2 separate regions of the Homo sapiens genome follow, and region 2 is linked to region 1. Evidence: chromatin loops called from intact Hi-C (ENCODE). Cell type or tissue: CD14-positive monocyte. All regions are shown on one strand. Region 1 overlaps XYLT1 (xylosyltransferase 1). Region 2 overlaps XYLT1 (xylosyltransferase 1).

Region 1 (5,000 bases):
CTTTCTTCCCCAGACTACGGAGGTTGTAAACATTCAGAAAAAGGAACCGTGCCTGTTTTGATTAGCAGTGTATTTCCAAAAACCTAGCACAGTGCCTGAAGCACAGCAGGTGCTCAATAAAGGCTTGATGAGGGGATGGGTGAAAGTTTGGCATTCCCTCCAATCTATCGCATCAAGGCCTTCATCTAACCCACTATGAAGACCCTCAAACACACCATTCCCAATGCTTACATCCAAAACCTCTTTCTGCCCCACCTCCTGAGGAAATGGGGCATGAGTTGTGAGTTTCCTTAGCTGTGTGACCTTGGAAAAGTTTCTTTTTTTTTTTTTTTTGAGACTGAGTCTTGCTCTGTCACCAGGCTGCAGTGCAGTGGTGCGATATCGGCTCACTGCAACCTCCGCCTCCTGGGTTCAAGCGATTCTCCTGCCTCAGCCTCCCAAGTAGCTAGGACTACAGGCCCCCACCACCACACCCAGCTAATTTTTTTGTATTTTTAGTATAGACGCGGTTTCACCATGTTGGCCAGGATGGTCTTGAACTCCTGACCTCGTGATCTGCCCACCTTGCCCTCCCAAAGTGCTGGGATTACAGGTATGAGCCACCGCATCTGGCCGACCTTGGAAAAGTTTCTTAACCACTCTGTGCCTAGGTTTTCTTACCACGGAAATGAGGTTAATGATAATAGTTCCTGACTCATAGAATTGTTTTTGGCACTGCATGAGTTAACATACATAAAGGACTTCGGTAAAATATACGTAAGGCACTTAGCACTTTTTATGCCTTGTATGTGAATAAATGTCATCTAGGGTAGGTGGAGCCCTGTCCCTACCATTCCATGCAGGTTTCCCTGAGTACCTTTTTTTCACACAGGTAGGTTAGCTCCTCATCTACAAAGTGCTCCTCAACTCTGAGGCCCATTGGAATCACCTAGAGAGCTACGAATTACCCTGGAGTTGTATCCATACCCACAACATCAGACTCCAGTGGGGCAGGCTGTACATCTGCTTTTTACTCTCCCCGGGTGATTCCAACATGAATCTGAAATTGAAAACCACTATAAACGCCTCATGCTCAAAGGATCTCACAACTGCCCACTGCACACTGCCCTCCCCAACAAACTTTACTATTTTTACTGTAATAGCCCACATTGGACAGTTCCCAAAGTACTAACTAGCCTTTTTTTTTTTTTTTTTTTTTTTTTTTTTTTTTTTGAGGCAGTCTCACTTTGTCATCCAGGCTGGAGTGCAGTGGCATGACCTCAGTTCACTGCAGCCTTGACTTCTTTGGTTCAAGCAATTCTCCTGCCTCAGCCTCTCAAGTAGCTGGGATTACAGGAATGCACCACCACGCTCTGCTACTTTTTGTATTTTTAGTAGAGATGGGGTTTCACCATGTTGGGCAGGCTGGTCTCGAACTCCTGACCTCAAGTGATCTCCCCGTGTCAGACTCCCGAAGTGCTGGGATTACAGGCATGAGCCACCACACCCAGCTATCTGTTCTGTTCTCCTTAGAGCAGTGGTTCTCAATCGGGGGCAATTTTGCCCTGTAGGGGACATATGGCAATGTCCATAGACATTGTGGTTCCAGGGATGGGGTGCTATTGGAATCTACTCGGTAGAGACCAGAGATGCTTCTAAACATCCTACAGTACCTGGGAACCCCTGCACACAAAAAATGACTTATCCAGCCCCAAATGGTATGGTGGCAAGGTTGGCAAACCCTGCTGCGGAGCTATCTTTTCTGTGAACTTGGGGAGGACAGCGCAGCCTTGCTAACAATGGGAAGGAAAGAAGAAGTAGTGAAGGGAACTTATCATCACTGAGTTTCAACACCAAACACATACCAAGCAGATGTTTCACGAATAATGACAATAGCCACTACTTTCTGAGCACCAAACAATGGCTTACAACAGAACGGAACCCCTGAGTTATCTTACTTAACTCACATGGCAACTCTGAGTTCTTTGACTGTGTTTTCGCTTCATGCATAAGACAGCGGGGACAGCAAGGTTAGGTAACTAGGCCAAAGTCACAAGACTTGTACATGACAGATTTAGATTTTAGCCTATTCTGTTAAACTTCAAAGAGAAGGCTACCCCAACAGATTAATGATGCCAGCTCACACCTCCTAAGCCTCACAGTACCTACCAGGCAGTGCTCTGAAGACCCGACAAGTAGAAACTTAATTCATTCCCATGAACTAGATAATATAATCATCATCGTCATCATCATCATCTCCATTTTACATCCTGGGACGCTGAGACAGAGTGCTGCAGTGTCCTTTGAAGAATTTCATGCAGCTGAGATAGGGTTTTAACAAGGGGTTTAGATCCAGAATCTGGCTCACTCCCACCATACTCTCCTGCCTCTAATAGAGCAATGAGCAGAAAGGATCGAATTCCAGCCTGCCTCAGGACCTCTGCACATGCTGCTCCTGATGATGTATATGTCTTCACTCTGGCCTCTTTGCCCTGCTAACTCTTTTTTACTCATTGGATCTCAGTTTATACTTCCATTGTCTAGGACACCCTCCTAGCCCTGCCAACTCACTGACCAGATGAGTTATCTCCGTTAAACTCTCTCCTAGCTCCCCTTCATAGCATTTCACACTTTAAAAGAACCCAACACTTGTGCAAGTGTTTGGTGACCATCAGTCTCCTCCTATAGACTATAGACTCCATGCAGACAGGAACTGTCTCTGCCTTGTGCAGTGCTGTATCTCCAGGCCCCTGGCATGATGTTTGGCACAAAGGGGGTGCTTGATGAAAGCTTGTGGCTGAATGCATGAAACAGAGAACCTAAAGGCAAAACAGCAGCTGGTGCCAATCCGGTCCATTTCCTCATCCCCAGAGAGGGACAGGGCCATCTGGCAGGTCCTAGCCAAATACCTCCATGGCAGGTCAGGGCTGCAGAGCTCTCCAGGCAAGCTGGCCATGGAGGCCATAAACCAACTCCTCAAAGCCATCTCTGCTTCATGGTGGCTGGTCTTTATCATTTTCCAATCAACACTGGTTGAGTTCTAATTGATTTTCTATGATATCCCTCTCCAGAAGGGAGAAAGGCTCTGTTTACTGGGGCAGTACGTAGAGGACAGGCCTATTCTTCCTGCTGTATTTAATGCTGCTGCTAATCACGGAGATTAGACTAAAACAATTACAACAGCTAATTAAAGAACAATGCGGTTTTTGGCATCTTCGCGCAGACGGCACCATTGGGAATTCCTAACTCGGGCAAAGCAGGGATAATTAAAACCCCGGCTCCACTCTCCCCACTCCAGCAGCTGGATCACGCTGATTAAACTGCAAATAAAACACATGAAACCAACACTTTGTAGTCTATCCAATTTCACTTAAAAGGGCTTTTAACTGATTCATAAACAGAGAAGCGGTAAACAGCAAATTATTTAACTAAAGCCAGTTATTTCGTCATCACGGTTCACTTTATTCCCAGCTCCGGACTTGTACATGTAGCCCAGGGGACATTAGGTTGATGGGGCCTGAGGAATCACTCCAGAGCTTACTGCCACTTGCTCCTGTTCACTGGCAACAGGACATCACCAGTGTGTAGCTGCTTTCTCTGGGTTTTTTCTCCTTTTGAAAAAAAAAGATCAGGTAGTGCCCAAGTCCCCAGATGAATATGCCCAGGTCTGATCAGACTCTGCTCTCGATTCTAGGTCAAGAGCAGATGGCAGAGACACAGAAAGTTCCGAAGCGCAGATAATACTAAAAGCATCATATGTAGCTTTAAAACATTTAACTTATTCAGAGCTGGCCAACTTCAGATCTAAAATGCAACCCGTATCTACTAAAGTATGAAACAGACTTGTTCTCAAGCTATGGGAAGACATGTCACAACAGCTGGGTAGAAAGCTCATTTGTTTTAGACAGGCACACTCTGAGACCCCAGCTCAGGTCCCATGCACACATGCTTCCCAACTCATCTTAACAAGCATGGTCATGGGGATTGCTAATTCTCTCTCCACCTTGCCAATCCAGAGACAACAAGGGAAAAAAGTGAGAAATAAAAAGAAAAAGGTCAAGGGAAAAAGAAAAGGACAGAAGAGAAAAGGGAGAAAATGGTAACGCTAGAGACAGGCTCACTGGGAGCAGCAAGAAGGGACAGAAAAAGAAAAAAATACCACAAGAAAGCAGACACAGGGATTTTCAGAGCCCAGCATGACACATGCGGTGAGGACCTAGGAGCCAGCGCCTGTCCCTTTGCAGTGGCCAGGTATGATGGTCACGTTCCACAGCAGTGCTTCTCAAACCAGCTGTGGAGAAAGGCCTTTGTATGCCCAGTCTACTGCAGGGTGCTAATTTTGTAAAATAAAACAAAAAAAGAAGCATTAAAAATAAAAGATTGACTTGCTTAGGTGCCATGCCATGTCCGGTTACTATAAAAGCTGCTGAAAGCTTGTCCTTCGTTTCTGAGCGCGTCTTCGTGCACACAGTGAGAAACCCTGGGGATGGCACTGGTCCATGGACCGACAACGCTCTGAGTAGTCCTTTTTGAAAAGATCCCCCACGGTCATTGGGAATAAACATAATCAGATTCATAGGATTCTATTTAATGTGCACCACATGTTTTTAGTGAACAAATGCAGGCTTTCAGACACACATAAATGTAGAAAACAAAGACCGGAAAGACATGCATCAAAGATTTTATTTCGGAATAATGATTTCACCGATCTTTCTTCTCTTTTTTTCAAGCTTTGTTATAAAATACTCATGAAAGTTATTTTTAAATGAATATTCCATTTATGAAGGCAAAGAAAGACGATGCTTTATCATAACACGAGTTATAGCTATTTATATATAATTATGGATGTTATTTATTTATAAGTATCTATTATGTGGTTCAAAAAACGCTATGTAACTGCATGTAGCCTCATGGAAAAAAAAATATGCAGCCAATATATATGATGTTTGAAAAGAATACTCTGGGCGGGGGTGCCGGGCACGGTGGCTCATGCCTGTAATCCCAGCACTTTGGGAGGCTGA
Region 2 (5,000 bases), 64 kb before region 1:
CTTATCTGTCCAGGGAATCGAATGAAGAGTTCTCACCAGGCGCGGTGGCTCACCCCTGTAATCCCAGCACTTTGGGGGGCCGAGGCGGGTGGATCACTAGGTCAGGAGTTCAAGACCAGCCTGGCCAAGATGGTGAAACCCTGTCTCTACTAAAAATACAAAAATTAGCTGGGTGTGATGGCGGGCGCCTGTAATCCCAGTTACTCGGGAGGCTGAGGCAGGGAACTGCTTGAACCTGGGAGGTGGAGGTTGCAGTGAGCCGAGATCATGCCACTGCACTCCAGCATGATGACAGAGTGAGACTCCGTCTCGAAAAAAAAAACAAAAAAAAGAGTAGCGAATGAAGAGTTCTCTTAAGAGGTCTTTTTAGTCTACTTTTCTGGGGAGCCATTCTCTTGCTGCACTTCCTTTCTTCATCAAGAGAGTTGGGTGAATTGACCATTTGCCTTCTCAGGAGGACACCAGGCAAAGCCTTGCATGGCTCCCGGATGCACCGATGCCGGTGGAACGGAAAGCCCTTCCTCCCCAATTCTGCAGCTGGCTTGATTCTCTGACTTTATGCCTTGACATTGAGCAGCACCTCAGTGGATCCCTTCCAGCTGCATCTGTTGACCCTGACACCTCCCCAATCTCCATCTAGCTCGACTCTGACATGCCCCCAACCCCATCGGAGCCCCCAGAGCTCTCTGTTGCCTCCTTGCTGGCCTCCGTGCTCATTTAAGGGTCTTTTCCCTTCGGAGATAACAAAAGCAGGGGTTGGTATTTGGATTTAGAAGCGACAAGGGGGTACTGTGAACCTTTGGCCACTTTGTGAGGGACAGCTGGGCTGGCCTTGCAGTGTGGCCCAATGAGAAGGAGGGATGGCCAGGAGTAAAGAGTGAAGTAGGCTCCCAGGGAAGGTGGAGCAAAAAGACCCCTAGAATGCAAGCTGCTCCCTGGACAGATAAGAAATCTAGGCCCTGAGAGCAGAAAGGACTCTCCCTGTTAGCTGGTAGCTGAGCTTGAATGAAATCCACACCCGTTTATTTCAAATGCATTCCTCTCTGTTTGTTGCTAGTGGCACCAACTCTTCGTGGGAAGGTGCCTTTTGGATGCTATCCGCCCTCTCCACAGAGAAAACCACTGAGCAAACGAATTCACAAACATTTTGAGAATATCTTCTCCAAGGAAAAAAGTAAAATTTAAGAGTGCTCCCAGAGGCTGGATTATCGTAAGCTATGGTGGCAGGGGCTAGCGGGAGGGAAGGGGGCGTGCCCTAAACAACAGTGACCACGAGTCAATAAACAGCGACCACGTGGCTGGGTGATGGTACATTGGGGTTCTCTCTACTCTGAGTGGGTCCGAAATTTCCTGCCATAACAGTAAGCTTGTAAGATCACTTAAAGGCCATGTGACCTTGGGAGAGGGATTTTACATCTCTCATCTGAAAAAAATTGGGCTCATGACATCAGCATCAGCCTCAGAGAGTGTTGGATGTGATAAACAAATTGACTGCACAGAGCCTGGTGCGGTGTCTAGCACACAGCGAAGCCTCAGCAGCCCCCTGTGGCTGCTGTCATTCCCCTTCCAAGGGCACTAGAGAAGGTGAAAATCACTACCAAGAAATACACATCAATGGCACGATTGCACATGCGCTAGTGAAACTGGACTCCCCATCTTCAGATGGCCCCTCCACTCTGCCTGTGAATTTCTGGATCAGAGCTTGGATCCCTCCGTGTCTCAGCAAGAGAGCTGGTTTATCATCAGGTCATCCGCACATAAAAGAGTGCCAGTGAAGGGAAAGAGGGAGGGGAAAAGCAAAGAGCAAGGAAAGGTGGAAAGAAGGAAGGAAGGAAGGAAGTAAAGAATGAAGGAAGGAAAAGAAGAAAGGAGGGAGGGAGGAGAGAAAAATTAGGAAAGAAGAGGACAGAAAGCAGGAAGGAATGTAGAAGGGAAGAAAGAAAATAGGAAGAAAAGAGGAAAGGAGAGAGAAAGAAAATTAAAATAAGGAAGAAAGGAAATAGGAAAGAAGGAAGGGGGAAGAGAGGAAAATAAGGAAGGGAATGAGAAGAGGGAAGAAAAGGAAAGGGAGAAACAAACCAGGAAGAAAATGAGGAAGGAAGGGAGGAAAAAGGGAGAAAGAAAATAAAGGAATGAGAAGGAAAGAAGGAGGGAAACAGGAAACATATGAGGAAGAAAGAGAAGAGAAGAGGGAAAGAAACTTTTGATGAAGGAAAACGGAAAGTTACAGAGCCTCTGAAGTTAATGCAACCAATTAGAAACCTCTCAAATCATAATCAATTACAATAATATTCATATCAATTCTAATCCCAATATTCTACTGAAAGAGAAACGAAACCATATCAATACAGCTCCCTTGGCTCCTGCCAGCATCACATCAGCTCCCGATTTCACTATAATTTCATCCTTTGCCATAAAGGCAATGGGTTAAAGCACCTACAAAAGGTAATCTGATTTTGCAAAATTTTTCTGATACAAGACTTCAACACTCAGGGAGTACTAGAACACATCAGATCTCGTGTGCTCATCTGGGGTTTGGAAAACAGGGTGGCCTTTCTCAGAAGGTCTGAGAAGGTGAGCAGAATGGGGCTGGGCAGGAGGAGGAAGTGGCCAGGAGATCCCTCTCTGAGCCAGCGGGGTTGGAACTTACCCTCGAGGGGGCAGAACCGAGTCACCTTCTCAGGCATCAGCAGCCCTAACTTGTGGCGGCAGTAAGTCTCCCCAATCTCCTGGCGGCAGTGCTTGGACTTAGCACGGGACAGGGCAGAGATGGCCTCCTTGCCTGAGATGTCACACTTAGGGGGCTGGTCATACTTGGTCTCGGGGGAGCTGCCCCCAGTTTTCCTGGCATGAGGCGGTCTGGACACATCCTTCCCGTGGCTGCTGTTGGCTGCGGCTCTGTCCCCGGGAGGCAGCACCTCACCGGGGCCTTTCCCAGGGAATGTATGTCCTTTTCCTTTCTCCTGCTGTTCCAGCTTCCTTTTCAAAAGCTCCTTCTGTCTACTCGGTGGCTTCTTCGCCAACTCAGGCTGGTGCTTCTGCTTTTGAGTCCTGGGTGCGAAGTTGCTGTTGTCGACATTCTCAAAGTCTTTGGGGACAGAGTTCTCGTTGTTGCTGTCTGTTCGCACTTTCTCTTTCGGCCGATGAGAAAAGTAGCCATCCTGGAGAAGAGGGGAGAGAAACAGAAGAGAAACTTGACTGAGAGATCATGCTAAGCAGACTGGCCTTTGAAGAGTGAGTCATACGGACTTGGAAGCCGGGGCCATAGTTTCACATCCTACTTTTGCTACTGGTTTAACCTCTGGTAAGATGGCTCTCTCTGGACCTCAGTTTCCCCATCTGGAAATAGGAGATGTTCCAACCAGAAACCAAGGCTTTTTCAAGCTCTAAAGTGCCATGACTACGATTCTCAATGCTTCTTATTAACCACACCTTTTCAAGTCAGTTTCTTTCCTTGACTGTCTTTGCCACTGGGTAACAAACATTTTGTTCCAGCGTCCCGTTTAAATTCCAGCTGAAAGTGCTGTGATGGTTTACTTAAGGGCTGGAAATGATATAATAAAGTTATAAAGGGAAAAATATTGGTAGGATATTACATACATTCCATTGCCTTTAGGACATGCTCATATATCTATGCCCATAAGAGAAATCAGACTGAGCCGTTGTAAATTCTGTGGGAAAGAAACCAGCCGCAATTTTTTTTTTTTTTTTTTAAGAGGAATGCAGCCCTTGTAGAATAAACTTTACACTAAGTCCTGGAGCAAAGCAAACTTGCGACACTCTTGTGCTTGAGTTTGGCTCTTCATGTGTGTACATGGAACAGAAGTGATGAAGTCATTTGGGGTCAAGACAAAGATCAGGAGTCATTCTGGAGACCACGCATGGCATGGATGTTTCCAGAAGGGCTGGACCCCAAACTCAGCTCCTCCATGGGTAAATGGGTCCTGGTTACTTTGATCAGTCGAATGATCAAATGCATCATTCAACCAATGCCCCAAATTGTTTCTGCAACATGTTGCTTCTGCTTAAAGCTCATTCCCAAGGCCTTAATCTGAAAGCATATCCAATGTCCTACAACACGGCCCCTGACCTCTGAAGCCACAGAGAAGAGTAATGGCTCCATATAGCTGCCCTTGTTGCTATGGAAACACAGGGGCAATGGGCGGCATCCCTGCTAGTCCTCCTTTTAAGGAGGGCTGAAATATGCCTCTTACCAGTTCCCAAGGAAAAAGGTGTCGGGGCCTGAACAGCGGATCTGCAGGGGTACCCAAGAGCAGCTGACCCTCAGCAAGGCTCCCACCCCAGCAGGTCAGCAAACAACTGCCTGTGTTTTTTATAAATAAAGTTTTATTGAAACACAGCCATACCTGTCCATTTGTGTATTGTCCATGGCTGCTTTCCTGATACAATAGCAGAGTGAATAGTTGCAATAGAAACTTTCTGGTCTGAAAAGCTTAAAATATTTCTATCCAGCCCTTTAAGAAAATGTATGCAGACCCCTGCTCTGCTGGAGTGTGAGTTAAAAGGCCTCCTCCTCTGGGACTGGGTTAGTTGCTTCTGTCCTCACCATCCATATACGACTTAGTGATGGCCTGGAGAAGAAGGTGCCCCTAGGACTGGGCGTGGTGGCTCACACCTGTAATCCCAGTACTTTGGGAGGCCGAGGCAGGTGAATCACTTGAGGTGAGGAGTTTGAGACCAGCCTGGTCAACATGGCAAAACCCCATCTCTACCAATAACACACACACACAAAAAATAGCTAGGGGTGGTGGTGCACACCTGTAGTCTCAGCTAACTCAGAAATCTGAGGCAGGAGAATTGCTTGAACCTGGGAGGCGGAGGTTGCAGTGAGCTGAGATTGCACCAATGTATTCCAGCCTGGGGGGAGAGTGAAACTGGCTCTCAAAAAAAAAAAAAAAAAAAAAAGATGCTCCTCTAGCCTCTGCTCCATTGCTCCTAGCAGTAAGCACGAATTTCTCCTATTTGTTGGAGGCTCTGAC

Evidence for each region. Hi-C counts contacts between places; a loop is a spot of excess contacts. Peaks named below come from ENCODE experiments on the same cell type or tissue, not always from the same donor. Only the 100,000 strongest peaks of a DNase experiment are listed, where the experiment ranks them.
Region 2: it touches region 1 in a loop (3-fold over the local background); 1 of 110 quality-filtered maps calls a loop at or near these places.

What each region holds. Positions count from the first base shown.
Region 1 is chr16:17,320,166-17,325,165 of GRCh38, forward strand. The region is part of intron 2 of XYLT1 (xylosyltransferase 1); the gene reads right to left. Among named protein-coding and RNA genes, the nearest start is that of XYLT1, 150 kb to the right of the region's middle. RefSeq lists an enhancer at 477-976. In CD14-positive monocyte, no CTCF peak of the experiment used is centred here; a DNase peak (open chromatin) is centred at 1,886; H3K4me3 peaks cover 487 bases; H3K27ac peaks cover 3,603 bases.
Region 2 is chr16:17,256,338-17,261,337 of GRCh38, forward strand. It overlaps XYLT1 (xylosyltransferase 1), which reads right to left. Exons shown (of 12, transcript NM_022166.4): 3 at 2,651-3,161. Among named protein-coding and RNA genes, the nearest start is that of XYLT1, 210 kb to the right of the region's middle. RefSeq lists enhancers at 2,764-2,813, 2,974-3,373. In CD14-positive monocyte, CTCF peaks have their summits at 2,681 (motif pointing right) and 2,885; DNase peaks (open chromatin) are centred at 2,674 and 3,224; H3K4me3 peaks cover 1,939 bases; H3K27ac peaks cover 2,585 bases.